Regions from separate parts of the Homo sapiens genome. Here region 2 is linked to region 1. The links are chromatin loops, found by intact Hi-C in ENCODE. Cell type or tissue: heart right ventricle. All regions are shown on one strand. Each heading gives the region's core, and the rest is flanking DNA. Links, peaks and the distances in the headings are about the cores only. Region 1 overlaps CDK14 (cyclin dependent kinase 14). Region 2 holds the start of LOC124901697 (a long non-coding RNA gene).

The links. A loop is a pair of places that touch in the nucleus more often than their neighbours do. Peaks named below come from ENCODE experiments on the same cell type or tissue, not always from the same donor. Only the 100,000 strongest peaks of a DNase experiment are listed, where the experiment ranks them.
Region 2: a loop joins it to region 1, with 2.5 times the contacts of the local background. A loop is called at or near these places in 69 of 110 quality-filtered maps.

The regions. Positions count from the first base shown.
Region 1 is chr7:91,082,740-91,094,442 of GRCh38, reverse strand. The region is part of intron 12 of CDK14 (cyclin dependent kinase 14); the gene reads right to left. Among named protein-coding and RNA genes, the nearest start is that of FZD1, 180 kb to the left of the region's middle. In heart right ventricle, for the core only: a CTCF peak has its summit at 4,905 (motif pointing left); no DNase peak of the experiment used is centred there; H3K4me3 peaks cover 490 bases; H3K27ac peaks cover 1,555 bases.
Region 2 is chr7:91,630,895-91,642,597 of GRCh38, reverse strand. LOC124901697 (a long non-coding RNA gene) reads left to right here and starts at 7,234. Exons shown (of 2, transcript XR_007060430.1): 1 at 7,234-10,038. In heart right ventricle, for the core only: a CTCF peak has its summit at 6,270; no DNase peak of the experiment used is centred there.

The DNA of each region.
Region 1 (11,703 bases), core at 2,162-7,161:
CATACTGCACTATTACCACTTCTCCCCCACCGCTACACTTGTAAAAAATTAAACTGACCTTACTAAATGGACTTAAAAGAGTCCCTTAGGACTGCAATATTCTTTCCCAAATTAGAGTACATCCCTGAAAATATTTTGGTAGGAGAAACCTCATTGAAGAATTTAAAATTAATGGGAAAAAACATGAAGTAAAGAGGATTGAGATCATGAGTGAACTCATATGAAAAAGGTCTCATAATTTTTATTTATTTTTCCTTTTTTGTAAATTTATTTTAGGTGCAGGGGGTACACGTGCAGGTTTGTTACATGGGTAAATTGCATGTTGCTGAGGTTTGGAGTACGAATGATCCCATTACCCAGGTAGTTAGCATAGTAACCAACAGGTGCTTGTTCAACCCTTTTACCCCTCCCCCTCCTCCCAATAGTCCCCAGTGTCTATTGCTGCCATCTTTGTGTCCATGAATACTCAATGTTTAGCTCCCAGTTACAAGCGAGAACATTCAATATTTGGTTTTCTGTTCCTATGTTAATATACTTAACATTAATGGCCTCCAGCTGCATCCATGTTGCTGCAAAGGATGTGATTTCATTCTTTTTATGGCTGCACAGTATTCCATGATGTATATGTGCCACATTTTCTTTATCCAGTTCAACACTGATGGGCACCTAGGTTGATTCCATGTATTTGCTATTGTGAACAGTGCTACGATGAACATGTGAGTGCATATGCCATTTTGGTAATATGATTTATTTTCTTTTTTGATATATAAACAGTAATGGAATTGCTGAGTCAAATGGTAGTTCTGTTTTTAAATGCTTGCTAAAATAAGATAATGGTGAGGTACCTTAAGAACAAATATTTTCAATATTCTTTTAAGTACCTTGAGATAGAAACATTCTCTTGATAGATATGCTTCAGAATCTGTCTCCAAATTTTAAGAAGATTTTGTAACTGTGTTTTGCTGTGTTACACACTAAAGTATACTACTCTCTTTGCCAATCTCCCCTTCAGGCCCACTCTGTTTGTCCTTTTTCTAAATGTCCAATGACTTCCTCATTTTATGGTCCACCATGATTGGTTCCTGTTTCTCTGGCCTACCTTAGTTTTATACATCTTGATTTCCTCCTGCCTAGTAGGCACCAGGATGCTGGCCTCAGGTCCAGATTGATCAACGCAACAGTGCAAAAGCATGCTTTCTACTTGGTCATCCTCATTCTTCTTTTCCCGTTCCCAATCCTTATGCTCGAATACTTCCAAATAGAGTGACACGCACACATCTGAACCAGTCCTCAGAGCTGCAGAGTATCAAACTGAAATCTGCTAGAATTCTGAGTAACTGTGATGTGTGTTTAGGGAGAAAATACTGCAAAGTCTTACATGGCAGGTGCTAAAGTTAGTATGCATAAAATTTTTGTTTGTCATTTTTGTTCTGCAGTTCAAGTCCTGGCAAATAATTTATTTACTCTGTGATGTATGCAATAAATATGAAAACATTGGAGGAGGGATTTTCAAATAATTAGAACAAAAATTCATGTATTTCTTTCAACGGATATTCTTTCAAAAAGATCGTTTCCTTCTACATTAGAATGTGAATGTGTAATTTAAGGAGTGACTTTTAACAACAAATCTGCAGGATGTATTTCAACTCTATGTTATGAGGAAGAGTTAAGTAGTGGTACCTCGTGTTCTCCTTCTAGTTGCAAGTCCTTGCCTTTGACTTTTCATTTTCTCTCTCTATGCTTATCTGAATCTGCATTTGACTGAAATGCTATTATCAAACAGCCTAAAGTACTTCTGGAGTTTGCAATTGGCTGTTCCCAACACAGAAACAGTTGCTACATTGTAGAAACTTTAGTGAAACGATTTTTCTGCGATAATTCGCATGTTCATCAACGGAAAGGCTACCAATCTTACAATGGCAGGGAACTTGCTTTGTGCATGGGAGCCCAGTCTTAAAGTTCATTACTAAAAAACACTGCTAAAAGCTTCATGGCCTCTATTTCTCTCTGTCATGCCCTGTGGTAAGAGGATGCCTAGGTTTTTCCAAGAGGCTGGTCAAATTATTCTTATAGTATGACTCCCAGCAGACCCTACATTCCTCTCTCATGTGGAGGAGGTTGTAGATCTGGGGGCACAGATGCTCCAAAGTGTGGTTTGATGGTGAGCATAAAATAGGCTGAGGCTATCTTTTACTGGAACTGAGCACAACCTTTGTTTCACAGTCCTTTATTCCTGACTTTAACTCTACATCTGGCTGTTTATATAAAATGATTTATAATGGAAAGGTGACATTTCATATCTGTGGCTTTAAGAAAACCCAAATTGGCATGATTGCTAGAGCTTTTTATCTTTTTGATCAGCATTTTCACCTTTATAACTGAAATAAAAGAAAGACAAATAAATAGGATTAAAACGCTGCACATTGAGTATCATCTGGGGTCCAACTACTTATAACTTCCAGGTACATGCAGGTTTTCGGGTATATCTCTAACATGAATCAGAAGCTGGTGGCAAAAAAAACCAGTCTACTGATGTCTTAAAACTAACAATATCGGCATAATGTAGGAAACTGAAGACAGGCATTTGCAGATCATATGTAAAGATATGGAAGTATTTAAAGAAATGAAAGAGAGAAAAAAAAACTCATCTGATTACTTGGGAGCTTAAAATAACTTACTTCCTTCCTTCCTTCCTTCCTTCCTTCCTTCCTTCCTTCCTTCTTTCCTTCCCTCCCTCCTTCCTTCCTTCCTTCCTTCTCCCTTTCTCTTTTTCTTTGACAGGGTTTTGCTCTGTCGCCCAGGCTAGAGTGCAATGGTATGATCTTGGCTCACTGCAACCTCTGCATTCCAGGCTCAAATGATCCCCCTGCCTCAGCCTCCCAAGTAGCTGGGACTACAGGCATATGCCACCATGCCTGGCTAATTTATATATATATATATAAAATATATAAACTACATATACATATATGTATATATATTATATATAAATTATATACATATGTGTATATAAATTATATATGTATATATGTATATACAATTTATATACATATGTGTATATAAATTATATATGTATATATGTATATATAATTTATATACACATATATGTATACACATATGTGTATACATAAATTATATATGTATATATAAAAATATATACATATATATTTATATAAATAAATAAATAAAATATTTTTTTTACAGATAAATTTTTTACAGATAGGGTCTTGTCATGTCACCTAGTCTCATCCCAAACTCCTGGACTCAAGTGATCTGTCCACCTTGGCCTCTCAAAGTGCTGGGATTACAGGCTTAAGCCACCACACCTGGCGACAAGAACATTTTCAAAATAATATTGAGGTCATTTCAAAAAGGATGATACAAACCTACGCTTTATTTGTAGTCAATGTAAACAGCTGCTCATACACACACACACACACACACACACAAACAAAACCAACTTAGTTAATGAGCTGGGTGTCAAGCTTCTATGTAGCCCGACACATTTTAGCACATTTACTAAGTTGTGTTTCTATATTTAGGAACACTAGATACAAACAGGTGACGAGTGACAGAGCTTAGACTGTGAAATGGCCAGCGCCTACAGAATCAGTGCTGCCGAAATGCCATGCTTTGAAACTCCATTCTGGATACCCAAGAGAGAGACATTCAATATTCAACAAAATCGAAGAATTTGAAAATGGAAAATCTCTCGGATGTTCTGAGAGAAAGCAAATCCTGGGGCAGAGTCATAGGATTTGGATTTAAGCCTATAGCTATATAATAAAGAAATAAGTGCAAAAATAAAAACTTGGGCAGGAGGTTTTTAGCTGAAAATCCTAATTCACCTCACAACACATTATGGTAAAACACTTGCTTCAAGCTGATCAGAAGTTATGTTCTATCTTGCACCACGCAATTTGGTAGTCTCTAGCCACATGTGGTTATTTAAATTTAAACTAATAAAAATTAAATGAAATTAAAAATTCAGTTCCTCAATTGCACTAGCCACATTTTAAATTACTCAATAGCCACACGTGGCTAGTGGTTACCATACTGGAAAGTGAAGATAGCGAACATTCTTGTCAATGCATAAAGATCTATTGGACAGTACTGCTCTATATCCTTAAAATATGTAACGCAGCTTCTAGAAATTTCTACATTCTCATAAAGGAATAGTGTAGTTCACACAATGGGAGGATTTGCCTCTTTAGATGAACGGTAGAGACTGGATTGAGAAAATCAATGAATGTGGCAACAGAGAAGGGGTCCTGATCAGGGACTCACCCCAAAGAAGTGTGAGGCAGGCAAAGGAAGGAGCCCAGCTTTAAGCCCAACGTCTACTCTGAACAGAAAATGTCCCTGTGGAAATGTTTTTCATTTTCTTGGGAAAAATAAAAGGCACTAGAATTTTTTGGCAGTCACAAGCTAAAAGCAAAGGATGTGAGACAGCAGAATTCTAAGATAGGAAGGTAAAGTCCCACTTGACTACCAAATAAAATTAGAACTATAGGTACAGCTTGACTCAAATTCTACACTTCAGTAAAGGGTGACAAGAAATGAGAGCCAAATGAAAAAAATTCCATTTGTATTTATCTTTATAAATATAATGATGTGCTTAGTCCCATTTGGTGGCAAAGGCATGGAGCCTGGTGTAATCCCTAAGTAGCCTCCAAGGTAGGCTGAGCCAATTCATAAAAAATATTCATCATCCAAACAGACACCTAACGTGGCAGAGAGGGACAGACAAAGCATGGGGCAGCTCTGGCTTCTCTAACAGAGACATTTTACTTGTTTTGCTATCGGAAAATATATATATAGCTGCGTATCTCATATTTTACGGAGATAAACAGTTGCCTGTTTTTTTTTTTTTTTCCCCTCAGAGCATGCTGCCCTCTACAGGCCACATGGATATACACATATGTGAAGATGCATAAATAGGGTTCAGTTATATCCAAATAGGATCATTAGTAAAGGTAAGATGAAAAAGAGGGGAGGAGGTTGGGTATATCTGCGTGTCTAAAAGGCTTTAGAATCAAGATGAGAAGCAATCAACATTTATAAGCCTCTGATAAACTTTACCTCTTCAGCCGACAGACATATAAGAAATTATAAACAGTAATATAGTCCTATCATGCCGTTTTCCCTGAGAAACTTAAAAGTATGTCGACAGTCATTTTTTCTTTGTTTTAACTAGGGAGGAGAGGCTGGGGAAGAAAGAGAAGGAAGAATGGTTGACGTGGTTTGATGCCTTTTCCTAACATCTCCAAAGTACATCAGTTTTGATCTAAAACTTATTAAAACTCAGTTCTAAATTAGCAAATAAAAGCCAAAGCATTTAAAGAAGTACACATGATTTTATCCCTAAAAGTTTAATCTTTTAAGCCCTGGCTTCAGTGAAGTAGTTAAAATCTGGCCTAAGAAATGAGAACTACCCTTCATCTTTACTTCAAATCGATTCTTTTGCAATAGTTGTGCCATAAACACACACTCACACACACACATGCACACTCACAGCTGGTATGTTTATTGGTTTAGTCACTAAAGGATTTAGCTGGACAAACATCACAAAGATGATGGCTGATTTAATTGAATTTATGATCAAATGTTTTCTATTGCAGGAAGAGTGGGAAATCACTTATGGGGAGATTTGAATAATTTAAGGGAAGTTCTCTATTTGGCATTATGTTTGTATATCAAGTCTTGAGGGATTAAATACAGCTGAGGACTAGCAGAGAATTCACATAGAGATACACAAAGATATGCTGTATAACAATATAATGAGGGCCAGAATATTGATCCCTTTAATATTTCTATTCATTTGTCTCATTTATAGTCTGAGTAATAATAACCACACACACACACACACACACACATATATATAAACTCTATGAGACTTCCATTGTAAACCAATACTAGATTTTTCTGAAATCCCAAAGATGTTGAAATGATTTTAAAATATTCTTTCAGAGAAGACAGAAAAATAATTGTGTTGGGAGTTGTGTATGTGTGTGTTTCAGGCTTTTCAGTGCATTTTTGTTGTTGTTAAAGACATAATGAAATCTGTTGTTAAAGTAAATGTCACTGCCATGATGGAAATAACCGTTTAACATGGGATCTGTGCCTTAGGGTATGGATGTGGCTCAGTGTCTAAAAGAAAAAGGCCAGTTACTTTCAGAATCCCCTTCCCATTTTCCTCACCACAACAGATATGGCATGGCCATGCTCCCAGCCTTTATTCATTGTGTTTTGAGAGATAATTCATCTACCTTCCCCCTTTAAATGCTGTAAACAGCAAGGATAATTACTTTTAGTCTCACCTCTGAAATGACTGGGCCAAATGGATGCCCAGATCCCACACATCTGGCTTAGGGTTATCCATCAGTTTGTGTACAGGTTATATTACAAGAAAAGGTCCAATAGACATTTGAACTTGGTAACAGTGACCTGTCTATGGGTTTCTTTCAATCTAATTTGGAAAACTGTCTAATAAAATGTGTTTCAAGACTAAGAACAAATCACAGTATTGCATTAATTATGTACAACGCTATTTGTTAACACACCACTCTTAGGAAGAAACTGTTGAGGAAGGGGAAATCTTGTTTTTACACAACAAGCATTAAAAAAAAAAAGTTTTGGTGACCAAGCAGTTCAGCATGTGCCCCTAAGAAGGTAAAAAGAATATTCCAGAAGATGTCTGGGGACTCTATGTAGGAGTGGTATCCATGTTCAAGAGTAATTGCTTATTCGGAGCTGAATGAAACGCTCTCACTGGGAGGTAGGACAGGGAGCACTGAAAAAGAGAAGGGAGGTAAACTAATATTTGCCAAAGGACTGTGTCTAGTAAGGTACCCAGTAATTTATACCCTTACCTTACTTAAAGATTAAACAATAATCCTGCCAAGAGGTTATACAAATTGAAAAGCTGAGGCTCAGAGAGGTTAATGAGCTTCCTGAATATTACACAGCTCAGTAGTGGAACTAGGGATGAACCTGGTTCCTATGCTACCAAAGATGATGCTGGCTCCAAGCATTTAATTGCTATTTGTGTCAATAATTAGCTTGTGCAACCTTCCTTCCTCTCTTCTGTTTTTTTCTTTGCTATGTCAATACTATTTATTGATGGTATATTCTTAGGTCAGTAAGACCACTATGTACACAACATGTTAGATGCAGGTGTTAATAAGAATACTCTAGGAGCTCTATCCTCACAATGAATAGAAATTGAGCCCCAGTATTATAAAGTCTCCCCAAATGAAGAGAGGGATATATTGTTTCATGAAAATCAAATAAGTAGAAGGTGGAATGGGTAACAGTGGATACTAGGGATGACATTGTTGTTAAAATCATCTCTTTCTTAGCTAGGGATGGTGGTAGGTACTTATAGTCCCAGCTACTTGGGAGGCTGAGGTGGGAGGATTGCTTGAGCCCTGGAGGTCAAGGCTGTAGTGAGCCATGATCATGCCACTGCAGCCTGGGCAATAAAGCTGCAAAAAAACAAAACAAAAACGCTAAAAGCGAATAGTGTTTTTCTCCAGTGACTTCTTATATTCATCTTTATTTTGAGGCTGAACATTCACTAAATTTGTAAATATTTTCTTAATCAAATGAAAATGATATCAATAAATTTGAGGAAAGGTATCACATATCATGTGTTTCTTTTACATAAGGAGAGGTAAAAATGACTGCATTTCTGTTCATGCTTCACTTTGTAAAATGTGGTAGTTTTCAATGTCCTAAAACTTAAGAATTAAGATATATACACACACACACACACACACACACCCACAGGGGCCCAGTGAGGAAGACCTGGATCAGCTCTTTATTTGGAAGGCTTATTTAGAAAATGGAGCCCCTCTCAATAGCATCTCATATGTGATGAACAGGAAGCTGAGCCTTTACGGTGTTTTCTGAGTAGAGTTAGGGGAGATCAAGGAGATCGGGAACAACAGCAGAGAGGTGAATTCTTAAGGGAGTTCAAAAAGGGTAGAGAGCTGTGTGTCTAACCCCTAACAGTTCCCAACAGAAAAGAGAGAGAGACAACACAAGAAGGAGAAAGGAATAGAGACACTTGCAACAGGCTGCGCCCCTCAGGAGGGAACAGCGTGGCTTCTGGAGGGGAGGAGGCAGGGAAAGGAATGTCTGCTTGATGTTCTTTGATATTTCCACTATTCCCCCTGCAGATTTATTATGCTTATTGGGTACTCCAGAGCTATTATACTCAGGGTGTTTACAAATAAAAGATAGGGGTGAGAAGCAAAAATAAAAAGCAAGATCTCTGGACACTTGAGTGCAAAATGCAATGACTCTTTAGTGTAGTGTTTCCAAAGCAGCAGACATCCACATTTGTATTACACTGACGAGCATTTAAATGATCTAGAATTGTGTCACCCAATATGGCAGCAACCAACCACATGTGGCCCTTAACTCTTGTTAATTACATTTAAATATAGTAAAAAAATTCAGTTCCTAAATCACAGTAGTCACATTTTAAGTGCCCTGGAACCACAGAGGCCTAATGGCTACTGCATTTGTCAGCACAGACCTAGAAATGTCGGGCCAAACTTTCAGTTACCTCAGAGGCCAGCGGCCTTCTTGAGCATAATCTCTTTTTCCTCTGTGCTAGAGATAAAAACTGATTTCTTCCTTATACATAATTTTAAAGATACCAGTTGTGAACCAGGCAACTTGAAGTCAGAAGCCTATGCCTGTTACCTGATGGGTCAGAGACCAGGCAAAATAGACGGTGTCTGACCTGGCTAGGACTGGATTTGCTCCCCTGTGCTCTGCTTCACTCCATGACTCCGGATTGAATGGGAAACTCTAGTACCCACTTCTGATAAGCAAAATGGCCCCCAAAGATGTCCACCTGTTAACCCCTGAAGCTGGTGAACAGGTAACTTTTCACAGCAAAAGGGACTGTACAGAGAGAGTAACCTGGATTAACCAGGTGGGCCCAATCTAATTACATGAACCTTCAGAAGCAGAGAACTTTCTCCTGCTGGAGGCAGAGGAAATGGGGCAGACAGGAAGTCAGAGAGATCAGAAGCTTGTTTGATGGAGAAGGTGGCTATGTGATGAAGCATGCAGGAGGCGTTGAGCGGGTGGAGACAGCGAGCAAGGAAGTGAGACCTCAGCCATACCCCCCAAGGAACTGAATTCTGCCAACAACCTGCATGAGCATGGGAGTAAATTCTCCCCGAAAGCCTCTAGATAAAACCCCAAGTTGGTCAACATCTTGATTTTGGCCTTGTGAGACCCAGAGAAAAGAAATCAGCTCAGCTCTTCCAGACTTCTGCCTGACAGTACTGTAAGGTAACATGTTTGTACTATTCTACACCAATAAATGTGTGGTAATTTGTTATGGCAGTCGCAGAATACAAACACCCATGGCATATTTGGGAGAACAGAGGAACTCCTACAGTTTATGCTTCTAGAATCTGTTTGGAGAAGACTTCGAGAAAGCCTAATTCCATCTCCTCCTTTCAGGGAAATGAGCAGCCCAGCTGCCTCTAGAAGCTCTGTGCCACTTCAGAAGTAGGGTTGGGTTTTATTCCTTAATGAGCTGGATGGCAGGAGGAAGGTATTAGCCGCATCGTAAGCGTGCACTTTTGGATGAGGAGTCCAACACGTAATCTGAAAGGATGAAAAGCAATGGCTGTTGCCAACTCCCAAGCCTGGCACATACTGCCAATTAGTAAGAGAGAAGATGGGTATTTTCTGTCTATCAGAAGGGGATCAAAAAACGCGTGTCCAACAGATAACAAATAGCATGGGGCCTGCCCTTGGCCATCACCAGGGGTTATTAATGACACTGAATTCTTTGCTACAAAAAAAGAGACATGGATAAGAAATCTGGCAATGACACAAAATGACAGGGCTTAACCTCTTGGGGGCAGTGGGAGCTGTGTGGAAGAGGTGACAAACCTCACTGGTAGGGTGTGAGTGGGTAGCAGGCAGGCCTGTCATCTCTGGCACTTAGACTGTCACAAAGCCAGCCTTTTTCCCATGGTGCATTACCCAGCAGTGGGCAGGAGAGGCCCAAGTTGGTGGTGTGGGCAGTCAGCCAGCTGCAAACACTGTTTTCCCCAGGACAGAGGAAGTCAGGCTTCTGTTCTGTCCCAGCTCTCCTGGCTGCATGAAATCTAGATGGGGAATGACATCAGGTCCCAGAAGAGATATCCCCACCCATGGCTGCGGCGAGAACAAAATAAAATTAGATATTGATAAGCTCCCATGAATATGGGGTTTTAAAATGGATAATATTCCCTTCATAAGATTCACTGGAGTACATATATTCCTAGTTGTTATTTTCAATTGTGCTGATCATTTGATCTCATAAGCCTGTTTTTAATTTTAGGCTATACAATCAAGATGATAATATCTGCCCTACCTCAAAAGACTGCCATAAGCATATGTGGGGATGTGACAATGTACATTGCAAAAGGCTAACTGTTAGTTCCATCACAACTATATCTGTGGAGATGAGTTGCATGTCAGGCCTTTGACTATGTCCGTTTCATATGCTTTCACATTTATGCTGTTGCCACTGCTAGTGATCAGGGCTAGGCCTTTGGCAAATTTACCATCTTCCACTCAGATAGTTTTCTCTTTGTCCTCCTGGCACCTGCTTGCAACCTGAATCTTTGGACAGATCTTTATTGTCTTTTCCAAGGCTCTCTAGGACTCCCACCAGGGCCTGGAAAGCATCTCCTATTTTAGGTCCTCCTCTTTTTCCTTTCAAGAATCCTATCTGCAATTTCCTAGAAGAGCTGCTTTCTATTAGATGGCAAGGGGTTTAGGGGGTTTTGATAAACATCATATCCACATAATGCTTTTAGTAACTGAACTAATGATTCATTCTTATGAAAACAAATGTCTCCAGAAATTGCTATGAACTGCAACTTCCAAGCAAGCAGGTGAGCCTTTGGGGGCCTCCAAACAATACTATGTATGGCAGTGCAGGGTCAGGACAAGAGACCTGCTTGGATTGGACTGTCTGCATATTGAAAACAGTACATTTTCAAGGGTATGGCATGTGGTGAAGAACTACACCTCATGCAGTGTTCTAATGCTGAACTCAAATCCATAGAGCTGGGCAGTGGACAGCTGCAGCTCACCCTTTGAGTTATAAGACTGGAATTCCAAAAGGTCTGCTTTAGTGTCTGCTTTAGAGTTTATCCATCCAATAAACCCATCCCTCAAACATTTAATAGTGATGTATAGAATAATTTCTTTGAAAATATTACAAGAAGAAGTCTCCAGGCACTAAATAAATTAAAATTGTTACTTTGAAGTAAATAGAATTATAACAAAAATGATCAACAATGAAAAAAAAAAGTGAAAGTGGGGAAAGATGATTTAAGAACTCACTCAACTCAACTGCTCCTCCTAGTGAAATAACAGTGTTCTTACCTTCCTCTCACATTTTTAAACAGGGAAAGACATTTACAACTCTAGCTTACTTTGCAATATATTATTATGTTAGAAAATTTTAGATCGACTTAGAACATTAGGGAGAATGGAAAACAGGGTCTTTCAGTTTGTTGCGAATTCTCTGACTTAAATCTTAATGGTACACATCAGCTATAATGACAAGAAAAATACAATAGAGCACCACCAACATAAATACAGAGTGAAAGTTACGTTATTCCTCCGAATATTATTTTAAATACATTATGTTTTATGCATATGTAACTCAACTAT
Region 2 (11,703 bases), core at 3,249-8,248, 550 kb before region 1:
ATAGGGATGTTCCTGATACTTGAGATAGGATCTCTTCTCTCTTATGGAATGCAAAATGTGTCCCCAATTATAATGCAACAGTTTCAATTAAGCAAAGTTATAGAAATGTTGAAGCCCTGCAAATGAAAGTTTAAGATTTAGCTGTCTTTCCAAGTTTGCATTAAGACATCTTTGCAAAGCTTACTACTTTATGCAAGCCATGATTCCAAGGATCTTATGGCTTTGATACTCATAATACCTTATGAAGTAGGTGCTGTTATCACATCTGTTTTAAAGGAGGAAACAGGCACAGGGAGTTTAAGTAGTTGGTCCAGGGTCACACAGCTCGTAGAGGACATGAGTACAATCTGAATCCAGGCAGTCTATCTCTGGAGCCTCTGTGTGTTCCTAACCACTCTGCCATACAACTTCTCAGAGCAAGTAGCATAAATATATCCACTTAATACTGTATTGCAGAAACTGTAGACCTCTCCTGTTGAATTTTCTTATTCTCTCAGCCTATGAATAACTTGCAACTATTCACAGCCCAATGGGTAAGTGCACTCTATGATTCCCTGTAGATACCTCCTGTCCAGATTGAGCCTCCTCTATATAATGAGAATGTTGGTCCTGCTAGTATTTTATAAAAATGGAAGCTACAGATGAGTCTTAGGTCATTGCCAGAAGTTCTACTATCCTGGGACATGGTGGGAGAGTCAGGATAAAGAATAAAACAACATTGAATGTGTCTTTCCTAAAACCTACCAGATTATAAATTTGGGACAGTCACCAGTAGTCTCAGTGACAGATCTCCATCTTGTGGCTTTGGAAAGCAGAAGAAATGGGAGGAGAAAGATGATTCAGAAGGCTTAGGGTAATGCTTCTCACACTTCAGTGTGCTTTTGAATCTCCCAGATATCTTATTAAAATGCAGATTCTTTTTTGTAGGTCTGGGTTGGGGCCAGAAATTCTAAATTTCTAACAAACTTCTAGGGATTGCTGATGCTACTGGCTCATAGACCATATTTGGCGGACAAGGATCTAGAATAGACCAGCATCATCACCATCACCTGGAAGCTTATTAGAAATGCAGATTCCTGGGTTCTACTCCAGGCCTACTGAATCAGAATCTACACTTCCAAGTGGTTTATATGCACTTTAATTGTTTGAGAAACACGAGTCTAGAGTAGTCTTCAAACCATGAAGATGCACATAACCAATTAGGCACACTTGTAGATGAATTGGCTATGGTGGGAGAGAAGACGGAGAGAGTATAAAGTTCCCAATAAAAGCTTCATTGAAGACTTTCAAATGTCCCTTTTCTTTGTGATCACTTGAATAGCTGAAAAAGTCCCTGAAATACCTCATTCAAAGCTCATTTGCAAAAGTCTGGAGAATCTTTTCATTTTAGAGGTGTTATTCAACTCAAATTGTTTCTCCTTTAGGAGTCTATAACTCAACCACTTGAATATTTTAAAATTTAGAAGAAGGACAGGTCTTTCCCACCAACATCTGTCTCTGAGTGGCATAGTCCTAAGTTTGAGTTGCCAGCAGAATGGACTGTGGCACTGTCAGCCCAGACTAGGGATGATCATAGATACCTTACCCCACCTAGAGAAGCCATTGAGACTTGCACCCAACCCTGACCCTTCCTGCATCAGTGCCCAGGCCCCTTTGGGGGTGAGTGGAATGTGGTGGAAGTGGCTGTGGGGCAAGTTTGCGGAGAGTAAAGTCAGATTGTCTGGGGCACCAGGAGACAGGGAACAGTGGGGACTGAGAACCATCCTTGTGGGGTGGAGAGGTAGTAGGAAGCAGGCCTACACCAAGGCTTCAAGCCCACCAACCATGCTCCATTGTCCTGTTGAATTTCACTTACAAAACACAAATTCAAAGATGAAATCAGAGTATTAAACCCCCAGGGCAGGGCTCTTCTGAGCGCAGGGCACTGTGTAACTGCAGTGGTCACGCTCATGAAGCGGGCCCTGACTCTGGACATTGCTTGCTATCTTTGTGTTTTGAGAATTTATTTACTCTTGCTTTTGCTTGGTCTATATGAAAAACTAAATAATGTTTATGCTAATCTGATAGTCTAATGCAGCGATCCTCCAACCCTGGGCCTGGACTAGCAGCATAAGCATCCCTGGAAAACTTATTAGAAATGCAGATTTGGGGGCTCTACCTCAAAGTATGGAAACAGAATCTCTAGGGGATGGGGTCTAATAACCTGTGGCTTCGACAAACCCTCCTGATGATTCTGAAGCATGCCAAACTTTGAGAGTTTGTTTTTTGTTTTTGCTTTTATAAAATCACAAATTACTTCTGCAGAATTCCCAACAATATTTGGAGGTGACAGTAGCATCAATTTGTGGGCCACGTAGGTATTCCCTACTCTTGCCAGTTTTCTTCCAGTGGGAAAAAAATTTGTTGCAGCACCTGCTGCATGGGATGCTTGAGTTGAAGTGTTCCTAATAGCTGCTTGGAGATGGTGGGAGGGCTTACATATTAAAGGAAATTCAGGTATGGGTTAGAGAGACAGAGAAGGCTTAGCACGGTGGCTTTGGGCTCCAGAGACACCCAACACAAAGAAATCCTAGTTCTCTTTCTAACCAGTGGTGAGACCTTAAGGGAATTATTTACTTTTTTCTGATCCCACTGGGAGCAGTATCTTCAGCCATAAAATGGAGACAATAATGGTGATATCTACTTCATGGGGTTCTTGTGAGGTTTGACTGAGCTCGTGAGTGAAAGTCCTTTTCATACTGCCTGGCACAACAAATGGAAGCTGTTATTCAGGGCATAAAATTATTGTGCACTGATCTAATCATATGATGCACTTATGTATCTATGAATTTTATTGGTAATAATGATTATTTGATATAAATTGAAACATCTTATTTCCATAAAGGTCACTGGAATATATATGTCTTTGTGTATATATGTGTGTATATATATATATATATATATATATATATATATATATATATATATACATACACATACACACACATACAAATGTGAATCATAACAATTCTCCTATGGGATCAGTTTTCTTTTCTTTTTTCATATTTTTAATTGATATATCATAGTTGTAGATATTTTGGAATATATATATATAATATTTTGATGCATGTATACAATGTGCCACGATCAAATCAGGGTAACTGAGATACCCATCACCTCAAACATTGATCTTTTCATTGTGTTGAGAACATTACAAATTTTTCTCTTCTAGCTATTTTGAAATACACAATAAATTATTGTTAACCATAATTTTCCTACTATACTGTCAAATACAAGAACATACTCCTTCTGTCAAACTATTTTGTAAACATTAATCAACTTCTCTTCATCATTCCTCCCCACTTCTCTTCCCAGCCTCTGGAATGGATCATTCTACTCTCAACCTCCATGAGATGCACTTTTTAAGCTCCCACATATGAGTGAAAAAAGCGATTTTGTCTTTCTCTGCCTAGCTTATTTTACTTTTTTTTTTTCTTAGAGGGCTTCCATAGATTCTACCTGGCTTGCTGGAGGCTTAAGCTTTCTTCTTTCCAGAACTGGAAACTCAGTTCTTCCCAGCATTAGCTTTGCTTCTGTGCTAAGCATAAATCATTGGAATTTCATAAGCTTTCTTTCTCTTAGCACTCATACACTTTGTAAATCAATGATTTGCAAAGTAAAAAGGGCTCCCTTCAGTAAATATTTGCAAGGCAGGTCTGTCTTCCCCTGCTTTCCGAGCAGAGGCAAAGACTCCCTCTAATCCTGGCGTTCAGGAGGATGGTGGAATATCGATTTGCTGCCTGCTACTTGCTCCATCATCACATCAGTTATAGGGGAAGTGGAATTATTCCTCCTCGGATATGTGGGCCTTTCTTTGTGTTTGGGTCTAAAAACCAACTCCAGGCTAATTGTATTCTTCTTATTGAATAATAAATGAAGATCAAGGTCTGTTCGACTCTGAATACAGCAAGTCAACTGGACTGTGAGTTGAATATTGAGGCCAAGAGGCTTTTTCTGCAAACACACACTGCTTTTTGATTAAAAACCAACCACATAAAAGCAACAAAAAATAACCTGAACCCCAAGTGATTCAACAGGAAAAGAATACTCTTTAGGGACTTTGGATCCCAGGTGGCATGCATCTGGATGCTTTTAGCATTGCGGGACTTGAATGCTAAGGGCTGAAAACATTTATACCCAGCTCTTCCTGGTATTGATTTCCCTCACACTGATTTAGTGTGGGGCCTCTTGGCGTCTCTCTATTGCTTCTAGCAGCTGAGTTTTGGCCCCAAAGGGCTTTATTTAATGAAAACTTGGGGCTTATACTGTGAGAAAGATGCCCCAGGAATTGAAGTTGTAGACATCCCAGTGGAGAAAACATCAAGACAAGAGTCATGTGCTGTGCAGTGGATGAGATGATGATATGAAGCCTCCACTAAAGTATGTTTTAAAGAGGAGGGAGCAGCAACCTTCAAATGACTGTTGAGAGTTAAAAGAAGCTCTTATTACTGAAAAATAAAGTGCTTACATGAAATACGTGCAGAAGTTGCACTGGGAGAGGGATCAGAAGAGGAGGGGAGCCACATATTAGAATCTTGGAGAAGACTGTCTGGCTATGTATTAGAGCCGCTTACAGACAACCATGGCCATTGGGAAGAGTTAAACAGGGTATGCTTTAAAAATAAACCTTTTATTTTAGAACAGTTTTAGATTTACAGAAAAATAGTGAAGATAGTACATAGACTTCCCGTACACCCCACACCCAGTTTCCCTTATTGGTAACATCATAATGACTATTTGTTACAATTAATAGACCATGTATATTTGTTACAATTAGTAAATCAGTATTGATAAATTATTATGAACTAAAGTTCATATGTTATTCAGATTTCCTTCATTTTTATCTAATGTTCTTTTTCCATTCCAGGATTTGATTCAAATTCCATTATCTCCTTAGTATCCTCCGGTCTGTGACAGTTTTCCAAACCCTCCTTGTTTTTGATGACCTTCACAACTTTGAGAATTATTGGTCAGGCATTTAGTCAAATTTCCCTCACGTTGTGACACAGGATTTGTCTCACACTTTTCTCATTATTAGACTGGAGTTACTTGTTTTTCTGAGGAAGACCATATAGGTAAAGCGCCATTTCCATCATGTCATTTCAACGGTCCATATTATCCACATGACTTATAACTGTTGATGGAACAGGAACATTTTTAATGGGAGACTGAATTGCAACAGACTTTGAGTGTTGGGAATTAAGAACATTACGGATCGAGACCATCCTGGCTAACACGGTGAAACCCCGTCTCTACTAAAAATACAAAAAATTAGCTGGGCGCGGTGGCGGGTACCTGTAGTCCCAGCTACTTGGGAGGCTGAGGCAGGAGAATGGCGTGAACCCAGGAGGCGGAGCTTGCAGTGAGCCGAGATAGCGCCACTGCACTCCTGCCTGGGCGAAACAGCGAGACTCCATCTCAAAAAAAAAAAAAAAAAAAGAAGAAATTTTACTCCTCAAATGTGGTATATTTCAGTTAGTGTTGCTTCTCACAAAATAATAAATGGTCAAAACAAAACAAACAAACAAAAAGCAAGTGAAGCAGTGGTAAAACTTATTTGACTCCAGTTCCGGTTGCAAACTGAAAGGCTTCCAGTTTCTCAAACCGGTTTTCATTGAGACAGCTTGCAAAAAAAACTCACCCATGTGTGCAAGCAAATCTTGAAACTGTAAGTCTGTAACAGAGAGACTCCACCCATTCAGAAATAAGTTGTTAAATAAGAGAGGTTTAGGAGTTTTTCAAATGAATTGTTATTGTTCCATGGTTTATATCTTCAGGAATTAGCTGGACAGTGGTCTGACTCTCCTTGGCTCACCTATCCAACAGGGTATTGATTTTTACAGAAATTTTGTAAAATATCAAGACAACATTAGGATAATCATAAGTTTTTGTGCTTTCATTATATGAGTCCTTCATCTTGTCTGTGTCAAAGACTTTGTGCAGGTTGTAAAAGCATTATACTTTCAAGCGCTTATGCCTCAGACACCATGGCTGTGGTTACTTTAGCAAGATTAGACAACGTTTATCACATATAGGGCTCCAAAGCCACCCACCTGAGTAACTGGAGTGGAGATAAGCATGATAGACTAAAATGCATTCTTGATGACAGTGGTAGACAGTTTTCCATGTTGTTAAAGGTCCCAGGTAGACATCTTCTGTTTGGAATGGTTGGAGGAAAGAATCTCAATGGAAGTGTATTTATTTGCTAGGGCTGCCATAACAAAGTACCACAGACTGGGGGCGCTTAAACAACAGCAATTTATTTCCTCACAGACCTGGAGGCTAGAAGTCTGAGATCAAGGTGTCGGCAAGGTTGATTTCGTCTGAGGCCTCTCTCTTTGGCTGGTAGATGGCCATCTTTTCAATGTGCCCTCACATTTCTTTCCTCTGTGTGTGTCTGTGTCCTAATCCATCTGTTCTCACGGGGACACCAGTTATGTTCAACTAAGGCCCACACTAATGACCTCTTGTAATCTTAATTATGTTGTTCTCTTTGTTTTTGTTGTTTTTTTAGGTTCAATATTTATTATTCGACAAATATTTATTGAGTACTATGTTTACCTTACAGGCTTTAATTTTTTTTAATTTTAATTGTGGGTACATAGTAGGTGTACATATTTTGGGGGTATGTGAGATATTTTGGTATCTCATGCAATGTGTAATAATCACATCAGGGAAAATGGCGTATCCATCACCTCAAGCATCCATCCTTTCTTTGTGTTGCAAATGACACAATTATACTCTTTTAGTTATTTTTAAATGTACCATAAATTATTGTTGACTGTAGTCACTCTGTTGTGCTATCAAATACTAGACCTCATTTATTTTAACTATTAACCATTTTTTTGTGCCCATTAACCGTCTCCACTTTCCTCCCCGACTACCCTTCCCAGCCTGTGGTAACCATCCTTCTACTCTCTATCCCCATGAGTTCAATTGTTTTGATTTTTGCTCCAATAAATAAGTGAGAACATGTGAAGTTTGTCTTTCTGTGCCTGGCTTATTTCACTTAACATAATGATCTCCAGTTCCATCCACGTTGTTGCTAATGACAGGATCTCATGTTTTTATGGATGAATAGTATTCCTTTGTATATACGTACCACATTTTCTTTATCCACTCATCTGTTGATGGACACTTAGGTTGCTTCCAACCTTGGCTATTGCGAATAGTGCTGCAATAAACATGGAAGTGCAGATCTCTCTTTGATATATTAATTACATTTTTAAAGACACTGTCTCCAAATACAGTCACATTCTGAGGTAGTGGAGATTAGGGCTTCCACACACAAATTTGGGGGGACACAATTCAGTCCATAACAGGAAGGGTAAAGGATTCAGTAAAATAGATATTTCCTTCTCTCCAGACCTGGGTTTCCAGGAGTCTGGGATGACTGACATTTGATGCTGACTTTTTGCTGGGCTATTTGAGGGGAATTTAACAATGGAGAAAAATGTGAGAGGGAGCACTTCATGTGGGGAGAGCCATGCTGTGTAATATGACTTTGTCAGGAGCCCATTTCCGGATGTTACCTGTGGTGTTTGCACAGCTGTTCTGTCATTGTACTCCTTGGCAGCCTGAAGGCTGATTTCCTGGTGAATTTTCACCTAATTTCCTTTGCATCTGCCTTATAAGTGATAGTTTCATGTCTGAACTTTAAAAATGGCATCAGCCAGAATGCTGATTTATTAATTTACAATGAGAAATGTAATCATTGAGTGGACTGGGTACTCCAGTTTCTTGTCCAGCATGTGCTTTCCCTGCAGGCAAATGTAAGTGGGAAGCCAAATTATCATCAGAAGGTGGCTTGGTGAGCATGGAATCAGGCCAGGGGAGTTAGGGATGAGATTTGGCATTCCCTTGCTTTTTATTCTTTGGGCCAAGCAGTGCCGAGCAGCATAGACTGGCAGCACATGCTGGCTGCCTCTGCCTCTGCTACTCTTCCTGACTTGCCATTGCCTCCTCTGGCAAACTCAGCAAGCAGGACTCAGCTCAACCATCTCTGCCTCGGAGAAGCCTTTCTTCATTTCCCCAGACAGAGGAGGTCTCTCTTCTTCCTTACCCCTGTGGTACTTTATGCTAAGTATGTATTTGGCATCCTGTGTTTTGGTTATTTATTTACTCACCTGTCTTCTCCACTGAACTCAGAGAAACTTAAGTGAAGGGATTTAATTGTGTTTACTGTATACAATGCAAGTGGTCAGTGTTCAATAACTACTAACTGCTTAATAGAAGTTATCATTATGGTAATTCACATTACGATGGGGGTTTATATATATTTGTTTTTGTTTTTGCTTTATGTTTTAATACGCTTTCCAGTAAGTTGCTCATAAGACATGATCTTACATTGCACTAATAGCTATGAGGTGAGATAGGCAGGTAGGCACCAGTATCAGATGACAACATACTTAGAGGTTAAGTGATTTGTCAATCAATTAAAGGCACTTTCCACCAAACCTGCTTATCTTGAGAACTGGGTCTCCTCTCCCCTGAGTTCTCCCTGTTCTTGCCCTGTGGGTTGATACTTAGAGCTTAAGCCTTTCTCCCACATCCTTAGTTTTCCTCTTTCCTCCTCCTTAGGAGCCTGGAGCTCTCTGAGTGCTTGGTATTCTCTCTTTAAAAGGACCTTCCTTCTCAGCCCTGTCTTACTGGGGAGGATTCTGCACTTGAAAATCCTGCTCTTTCCTCTTTGACCACCCATTTTCTCCTCATGCATTTCCCTTCTAATTTCCAGGTCAAACTCTGATTCCCTCAGACATTTAGTCTTGTGAAGAAAGCAATGTGATTAAATTTAATTTACACTAAGATGCTAATAACATCCTCAGGGTATTTGCATATTAAGATTTTAAGAGTGAATTCCTTTAGCAATGTTCTGAAAGCTGGCTACATGTTACCATGTTGGCATTTCTCTCTCCCTCTCTCTGTGTCTCCACACACACACACACAAAAACACACAAGTGTGCACACACACACATTTAATTTTGTTTACTCCGTATTTGGTAAAATTTCCTGGGCCCTTAGAAACTATTTCTCTTTTTATGTTTTTAAAAGAAATTTCTATACTTTGCAGTCCAGATGCTACCATGAATTTCTTCAGACCATCAGCAACTAGTCATTATAACCTTTGGGGAGATACAGCGCTTCACCAGTGAGTCATTAGCTTTTGGGCCTAGAGAACAAATCTGAAGGACCTTTTCATATCTCATAACTAAATACATTCTGCAGCTTGCAGATAAACATGCTGATCTGACAGCGAGTTAAGGAGGTTTATCAGCATTTGTGCACCTGCAGCGTTACACTAAAAGACATGACTTCATTAAAACTCACTGTGCTTGTGAGAACAATGAGGACTGGTGGTAGGTGTTAAAAAGAAAGACACTACTAGATGGCGGCTTTAAGCTCATCTTTGAAGGGATGAACTCATTCTATCCGACATGTCCAGCTGTGCAAACAGCAGCACCGAGTGAGCTGCAGTTAGCTGTACTAATACATAGGATTAGAACAGAGGCCGGGCCACATACAAATGATGCGAATGCTTAATATACTTGAACACTATGAATGCTGCACAGAGGGGGAATAAGAGCCCCAGAAGTGACAGAAGATATTTTGCTAACTGTCATAAAAAAGAGTATGTTAGGGCCTTCTAGGAACATTTCTCTTGCTGGTGACTTTTGCCTTTTGAGGCCAGTGTTTTCTTAGATGAAAAAACAATACAAAACATCGATCTCTCAAAAAACTTCACAGGGAAATAACAAGGGTTGCCACAGTTACCATTGTTCTCTCATAAAATTCCAGAATGAGAAAACCGTGGGGTGTGTGTGTGTGTGTGTGTGTGTATGCATCTGTGTGTGTATGTGAATGTGTATTTGGGCTTCATCTGCAATAGCAACTTAAGCTCAGAATAAGTGAATGGGTTGTCAAGGTGGACATTAGCAGTGAGAGACCAAGAGTCTGGACAACAGGGATTCAGTGATTGGGCTAGAAGACCCAGTCATGAAGGTACTAGAAAGTGGGTCAAAGGAAGCACAACTCAGGTTCTAGAAGCCTTGGCAATGGATAGAAGCAACACAGGCCTAGGAGCAACACAGACCTTGATACTGATGCTAATCTCGTCTGAGGAAGTGTTAATGGGAGTGGATTCTTTATATGCTTCCTGTCCTTAGTGAGAGCTGTGGGTAGGCTGGGTAGAGCTGAACCAAGCTCCTTCATGGGCAGATGAAAGGGAGGTTGCAGTGGGAGGGAAACCAGCAAGTCCTGAACATTTGGAGACCCATCCCCAACCCTCACAGCACTGCTGTAAAAACTGCAGAATGAAGGACTTCATAACATCTTCTTCCTTATTTCCCTAAGATTTGAAAATGCTAGTTATCCTTAAAAGTTTTCTGAGTAGTGCAAAACATATATAGGTTTATTTCTCTCGTAGTATTAGGAGCTGAATATTATAAGTTCCTATGTTCCAGGACCTTAAATGAATGGATCTCTTTGCGAGGTGTCCTGAAACATTATTCTACCACATTTGGCTCATGCAGTCAGAAGAGCCTTTAATATAATACACATAAGTGATCCCAGGAGACCAGGAGTACTTCTGACAATTTCATTGCAGTCCATAATTACACTTTTCCTTATTTTAGTCATGTTTCATGAAACTTATACTCTTTGTCCTTTGCCAGAATGTATGGCAAGAGCTGAAACAATCTGTTTTTTTTTTTTTTTTTTTTTTTGAGACAGAGTCTCGCTGTCGCCCAGGCTGGAGTGCAGTGGCGCAATCTCGGCTCACTGCAGGCTCCGCCCCCTGGGGTTCACGCCATTCTTCTGCCTCAGCCTCCCGAGTAGCTGGGACTACAGGCGCCCGCCACCTCGCCCGGCTAATTTTTTGTATTTTTAGTAGAGACGGGGTTTCACCGTGTTAGCCAGGATGGTCTCGATCTCCTGACCTCGTGATCCGCCCGCCTCGGCCTCCCAAAGTGCTGGGATTACAGGCGAAACAATCTGTTTTTTAAGAAAGTTTACTTAGGTAAGATGTGATCATGAGTCAGAGCCAGAGATGAAGTAAAGGACATAACTCCATGTTGTAAATAATCACAGTGGTCTTTTTGGAAACATGAGTAAATTATCTTGTGTAACAACATATTTGCATATTTAGCATCTCTAGATAAACTATAAACTCCTTTAAGAATGCTATTTGCTTCTTTTATATCTCCTATCAATGTAACACAATATTCAACATGGTAAATGTTCACATTCAGTTACAACTGGTAAATATAAATGAGAAACCCACATAACTAACATACTATGTAAATATGCTCATGAATTTCTCTAAATCATCTCACACTTAGTCAACTCCTTTGGCAATGTATCTAGACCTGCCTATTTCATGCATTGCAAGCAATAGAGGTCAGGAATTATTGGCATGTTGGTCAATAAGTTACTGAAGTTAATCTTCATTTAATGAATCATCAGCAAGGGAGCTACACAGATGACAAGTGTTCAATTTTCAGAAATCTCTTGCCCAATCTGTCTCTCTTCCTTCTGTCTTCCTAATTATTGATTTGATGTATGAGCCCCTCCTCCCAATCCTTCAGCCAGCACCCTTGAGAGTTCAGCCTTTTAAAGATGTTCTCATTAGAGTCAATAATTCACCATGGCATATTATATACTACCCTG